2 separate regions of the Homo sapiens genome follow, and region 1 is linked to region 2. Evidence: chromatin loops called from intact Hi-C (ENCODE). Cell type or tissue: endothelial cell of umbilical vein. All regions are shown on one strand. Each heading gives the region's core, and the rest is flanking DNA. Links, peaks and the distances in the headings are about the cores only. Region 1 overlaps AHI1 (Abelson helper integration site 1). Region 2 has its middle 71 kb from the start of SLC2A12.

Region 1 (2,928 bases), core at 118-2,617, 1.3 Mb after region 2:
TATTGTGATACTTATTAAATTGAAAAGGGATAAATTATTTTTAAGATTGACATTCTGAAAAATGTAAATGTTTAACCAATCTATAAAACTGTTAAAATATAAGGTACATATTTGTTTCCTCTACTGTGATATACTGAGCACCACTGGATTCTACCCTCTGCAAATCCAGCCAATAGTGAAGACAGTATCCCTGCCACCAAGAGCTTATGCTCTAGGAAAAAATCTCAAGTGTTTAATAACCCCTAACCCCATCTCAAAGCATTAATCAGTTTACATAATGATCATTTAAAGATGGTGAGGACTAGAAATATTATATGCTACATAAATAAAAGACATTTAAGAAAAATGTCTTTAAAAAGTGTTACTATAATTTATGGAATCAGTCTGCATGATGCATATTTATGACAGTCCCTTCTTGGGAAAATACGACTGGAGCATAAGAGTAGTTACATCAGTTTATATTCTCTTTGCTTTCCTTGACAGCAAACAGCATGCACATAAGTACTTCTCAAGGATACTAACCTGGCAGTGCCATCAGATGATGAAGTAAGGATGTAGTGATCATCTTTTGACCAGGAAAGATCATAAATGATATTGAGGTGGCCACACAATTCTCTCATGAAACGTCCAGAAGGAATTTCATATACTAATGAAAATATTTAGAAATTAGGTTTCCAGACAGAAGATCCTTAATCCAATAATATACAAATATATAATTTAATATTATTTAGACATAAGCAGTCTATAACAAAATTATAACCAAAGACATTTGCAGCACAGAGAAAATTTCAAAATTTACTTAAGAATAGTTTTTCTTTTGCTTTACACAAAAATTCACATGCAAAATTTTCAGTTATAATTTTGCTACAATTATCAATTATTTTCATCTCTTTAAAGAAATCCCCTAAGAATCTTTAATAATAAATTTATATCAGTTGAATAATAACATTTACATTGCAATTCACTTATATTCTATAATTTAGGCTTTCATTATTATTTCACCTGAAAATCAACTAAATGCCAACCAAAAATTTAATTATTTGAAGTAAGGAGAAATTTAAATTGTGCTATTGTCAAAAGTAAATTTTAATACTAAAATGAACAGGGATAGTAATCAGGGATAGTATGGGAATTAACAATGACTCAATCAGACACACAAAGCACTGTGGTATTTTACTATATGTTTAAACATACAATGAAATCTAAGATAGTAACACGGAAAAACAAAGTTTCCAAGTCTCTGCTTCCATCTAGTGGTAAAAATCAATTGCCCTTTAAAATACTTAGCAGTTCAGAAATAACAGCAGTCCCCCCTTATGTGCAGTTTCACCTTCTGTGGTTTCAGTTACCCGCAGTCAACCATGGTCTGAAAATATCAAATGGAAAATTCCAGAAATAAATAATTCCTAAGTTTTAAAATGCACATCATTCTGAGTAGTGTTATGAAATCTCATGCCATTTAGCTCCATGTCTCCAGCATGTGAATTATCCTGTGTTCAATGTATCCATGCTATAGATGCTGTCTATCAGAAACTTAGTAGCTGTCTCAGTTATCAGACTGGTTGTCACCCAGTGCTTTTGTTCAAGTAACCCTTATTTTACTTAACGGTCACAAGGTGCAAGAGTAATCATGTTGGCAATTGGCATATGCCAAAGGGAAATGATAAAGTACTTCCTTTGACTGAAAAGGTGAAAGTTCTTGATTTAAAAAGGAAAGAAAAAAAAATCATATGTTGAGGTTGCTAGGATCTACAGTAAAAATCTTCTATCCGTGAAATTGTGAAGAACGAAAAAGAGGTTTGTGCTAGTTTTGCTGTCACACCTCAAACGACAAAAGTAATGGCCTTTAGTGCATGGTAAGTGTTTTGTTAAGATGGAAAAGATATAAATCTGTGGGTGGAAAGCATGAGCATACATGTGTTTCTACTGATGGCAATCGGGTTCAGTACTACTTGAGGTTTCAGGCTTCCACTGAGGGTCTTAGAACATATACCCTATGGAAAAAGAGGGACTACTGTACTTGTGGAATAGCAAAGTAAGAATCTTAGAAAAAATCTCCTCCCCACAGAAGCAACAAGAACACTGGCAAAAACTGGCAAAAATCAACATTCTCAGAACTCTGAAAATTAAGCAAAGCTTACAAAAATTTGAAGAGTATTTAAGAAAAATGGCTGAATTTGGTAAGAACATTGAGCTTTACGGTGTTTTAACTTGCTATGTTCTCATTCCTGTCTCAAACTTTAAAGGAGCCTTAAAAACCAATAAAAATCAAGAGACTGGTTGGGGCAGAACAGGTCTGATGCTCCCTAAAAGCCCCATCCCCAAAGACTTCTCACTATTTGACAGTCTGGCCCTCCAGGAAAGATCCACTGTCAGGGCCTGCCTTTATTTGACCTGGCTCACAGCATGCTCTGGGAGGACAGCCCTAACCCTAAGGTGCATGTCAAAACAACCCGTGGCATCATTTAATATCACAGCTGCAAGTGAGGCTAAGAAGAGGCTCACCAAAGAACTTAAAATAAAAACAAAAAACAAAATGAAACAAAACAAAACAAAAAACCGGGCATGAGATGTCCATAGGGGACACTGATAAACTCCAAAATATTCCTGGGTATCTAGAAGGATTCCCATCCATGTATGTGAAGGGAATATGCACAACCAAGAAAGACCTGACAGGCTTTACTTCTCACTCGGGCTGACGTGAGGAGGCTCAGGACAAACAGAAAGTAAAGCTAAGGCAGAGCTGTAGATTGTGTACCGAAGCATTGAAGGTATACCCCAACACACACAGAGTCTCTTGGCAAAGACCAGTAGACCTATCCACTCAAGTATTTAAAAATCTCTGTCTAACCACAACGGTGGTCTCTGTCTGACCACGAACTTAACCGAGCACAGACATCAATGGCAACACATGACAGACAGTAAAGA
Region 2 (2,928 bases), core at 175-2,674:
TCCCAGCTACTCGGGAGGCTGAGGCAGGAGAATTGCTTGAACCTGGGAGGCGGAGGTTGCAGTGAGCTGAGATTGTGCCATTGTACTCCAGCCCGGATGACAGTGCAAGACTCCATCTCAAAATAAATAAATAAATAAATAAATAAATAATAAGAATACAAAAATTAGCCGGGTGTGGTGGTGCACCTCTGTAATCCCAGCTACTCGGGAGCCTGAGGCACAAGAATCGCTTGAACCCAGGAGGTGGAGTTTGCAGTAAGCTGATATAGGGCCACTGCACTCCAGCCTGGTGGGCAACAGAACAAGACTGTGTCTCAAAAAAAAAAAAAAAAAAAAAAAGAAGAAAAATATATTTTTATAAATGTAGTATAGCCTAAGTGTACAGTGTTTATAATGTCTACATTAGTGCATGGTAATGTCATTCCTAGGCTTTCACCTTCACTCACCACTCACTCACTGATTCACCCAGAGCAACTTCCAGTCCTGCCAGCTCCATTCGTGTAAGGGCCCTATATAGTGTACCATCATTTTTATCTTTTCTTCTGTATTTTTGCTGTACTTTTTCTATGTTTAGATATGTGTAGACACACAGATACTTACCATTGTGTTACAATTGCCTACAGTATTCAGTATAGTAACATGCTGTACAGGTTTGTAGCCTAGGAGGAATAGGCTATACCATATAATCCAGGTGTGTAACAGGCCATACCATCAGTCTGTATAAGTGCACTCTATAATGTTCAAACAACTATGAAATCACCTAATGACACATTTCTCAAAACATGTTCCTTTGGTTAAGCGAGACATGACTGTACTAGTTCTATCATCAGTTCCCTGCTCAAAAACATTCAGAGCTCCCCCTGGTCATTAAAAGAAATTCTGGAATCACACCTTTGAATGACTTTCCAGGTGTTACCTTAGTTGCTATATCCTGTCTCTCCCTAAACTCTTATGGCTCTACTATTGATAGTTTTTATTTTAACATTTGGTCATATACCAGCTTTGTATTGCTACTTAATTTATTCTTGGTTGTAGATCTAATTTTTTTTATGATGGAGTTTCACTCTTGTTGTCCAGGCTGGAGTGCAGTGGCATGATCTCAGATTACTGCAACCTCCACTTTCCAGTTTCAAGTGATTCTCCTGCCTCAGCCTCCCGAGCAGCTGGGATTACAGGAGCCTGCCACCATGCCTGGCTAATATTTGTATTTTTAGTAGAAATGGGGTTTCACCATGTTGGCCAGGCTGGTCTCGAACTCCTGACCTCGTGATCCACCCACCTTAGCCTCCCAAAGTGCTGGGATTACAGGTGTTAGCCACTGTACCCAGCCGACAGATCTAATTTTTTTAACAGAATTGAAAGATCCATGGTGATAATGTCCACTTTTTTTCTTCTTAAGCACAGGTGGCTTATACCTGAGCTGAAAGACTAAATTCCTTGAGCATGGGAATTAATCACTTTGTCCACAGAATCTAGGAAAGCATTTGATACCAAATTCCTGCTCAATAAAGTATTGAATTGAATGAATTAGGACAGGTGCTTGGTACGTGAGTTGAATAATTCACCTTTCTTCCAGCAGATGTCGCTAACTTTCAGGCTTAAATTTAAGGCTTTAATAAATAAGGCATTACATTTAAAACTTAGCTTAACTATTAAACTGATATTTATATTTTCAAACTGTAAATTTCTTCCTTGTGTTATTGTAAACTTCTGGAATTCCTTTTGCTATGCTTTTAGGAGTACTTCTTTGGCCAGTCTCCAATGGGTTCATTTCCTTCTGATTTTTTTTCCAAGCAGTGTTTTGCTTGCTGTACTCACAGATGATGAAGGTGGTTGTAATAGCAATGGCTGACAACGTGCTGGATGCAGGGCTAAGCGCTTCATGTGCATTATCTCACTTGAGATTCCTATAGCACCCCTGTGAGGTAGGAACTGTTATCACCCCTATTTTACTGTTGAGCAAACCGGGGAACATGAAGTAACTTAGTCAAAAGTCTCACAGCTTCAAGGTGACAGAATCAGAATTCAAACTTCAGAATTTTAACAATTTCAGCATGTTGTCATTAAGCTTTTTTCTGTTTCATTACACAGTTTTTGTAAACATCATTTTGCTAAACTTTTAACCTGGGTGCCAACGTTTGCTTATCACTAATAATATGTTTTGCAAATTAATAATAAAGTGAATTTTTTTAACATGTTCACTTTCTTCAGTGAAAATCTCAAAGAGTGGGCTTGTGCCCTTCACGTTTTCTGATTAGCATCTCTCATGCGTATTAGATTGGTACATTCTTTTTAACTAGAAAAATGGATGTTTGAACTTAAAAAATTTAAAACCCAAGCTTCTCTCTCACATCTAAACTGTATTCAAAATGCTTGATGAAGTTTTTTTCATCAAAGGCATATCTTTAAAAAGAACTCCTGCAAAACAGCGAGCACAACCCAGCACAGAGAAGTGCTCTGTAAGTGCTACCTATTAAAATTATTACTATCTTCATCTATATGGAAGCAAACAAAAAGATCAGAAAGAAAGCTATCAAGAAGATAAAAGAGATTGTTTAGGGCTATGGTGAACATTTATTATTTTTATCTGACCGACTTTTTTTTTTTTCTTGTACAGATGGGGTCTTGGTATGTTTGCCAAGGCTGGTCTTGAACTCCTGGCCTCAACTGAGCCTCCTGTCTTGGCCTCCTAAAGTTCTGAGATTACAGGCATGTTCCATTGTGCCCAGCCCCACTCAGTGTTTTTTCCTATCTGACTTTGGGAACAGTATTGTTCCTTATTTTGAGGACTTCTCCCATACACTGATTCTATGAGCTTTGGGGCAGCTGCCAATCATGGAATTGTGCTGTCCTGGCCACCCAGGTGGACATGTGATCCAGCCAGGCCAGGCTCAGCACTTCCTCAAGATTAATTGATCTGATATTCGG

What was found. A loop is a pair of places that touch in the nucleus more often than their neighbours do. Peaks named below come from ENCODE experiments on the same cell type or tissue, not always from the same donor. Only the 100,000 strongest peaks of a DNase experiment are listed, where the experiment ranks them.
Region 1: a loop joins it to region 2, with 9 times the contacts of the local background. A loop is called at or near these places in 3 of 110 quality-filtered maps.

What each region holds. Positions count from the first base shown.
Region 1 is chr6:135,437,853-135,440,780 of GRCh38, forward strand. AHI1 (Abelson helper integration site 1) reads right to left here. Exons shown (of 29, transcript NM_001134831.2): 15 at 523-646. Among named protein-coding and RNA genes, the nearest start is that of AHI1, 58 kb to the right of the region's middle. In endothelial cell of umbilical vein, for the core only: a CTCF peak has its summit at 1,262 (motif pointing left); a DNase peak (open chromatin) is centred at 1,259; H3K27ac peaks cover 333 bases.
Region 2 is chr6:134,122,199-134,125,126 of GRCh38, forward strand. No RefSeq gene overlaps it. Among named protein-coding and RNA genes, the nearest start is that of SLC2A12, 71 kb to the left of the region's middle. In endothelial cell of umbilical vein, for the core only: a CTCF peak has its summit at 1,577 (motif pointing right); DNase peaks (open chromatin) are centred at 1,673 and 1,823.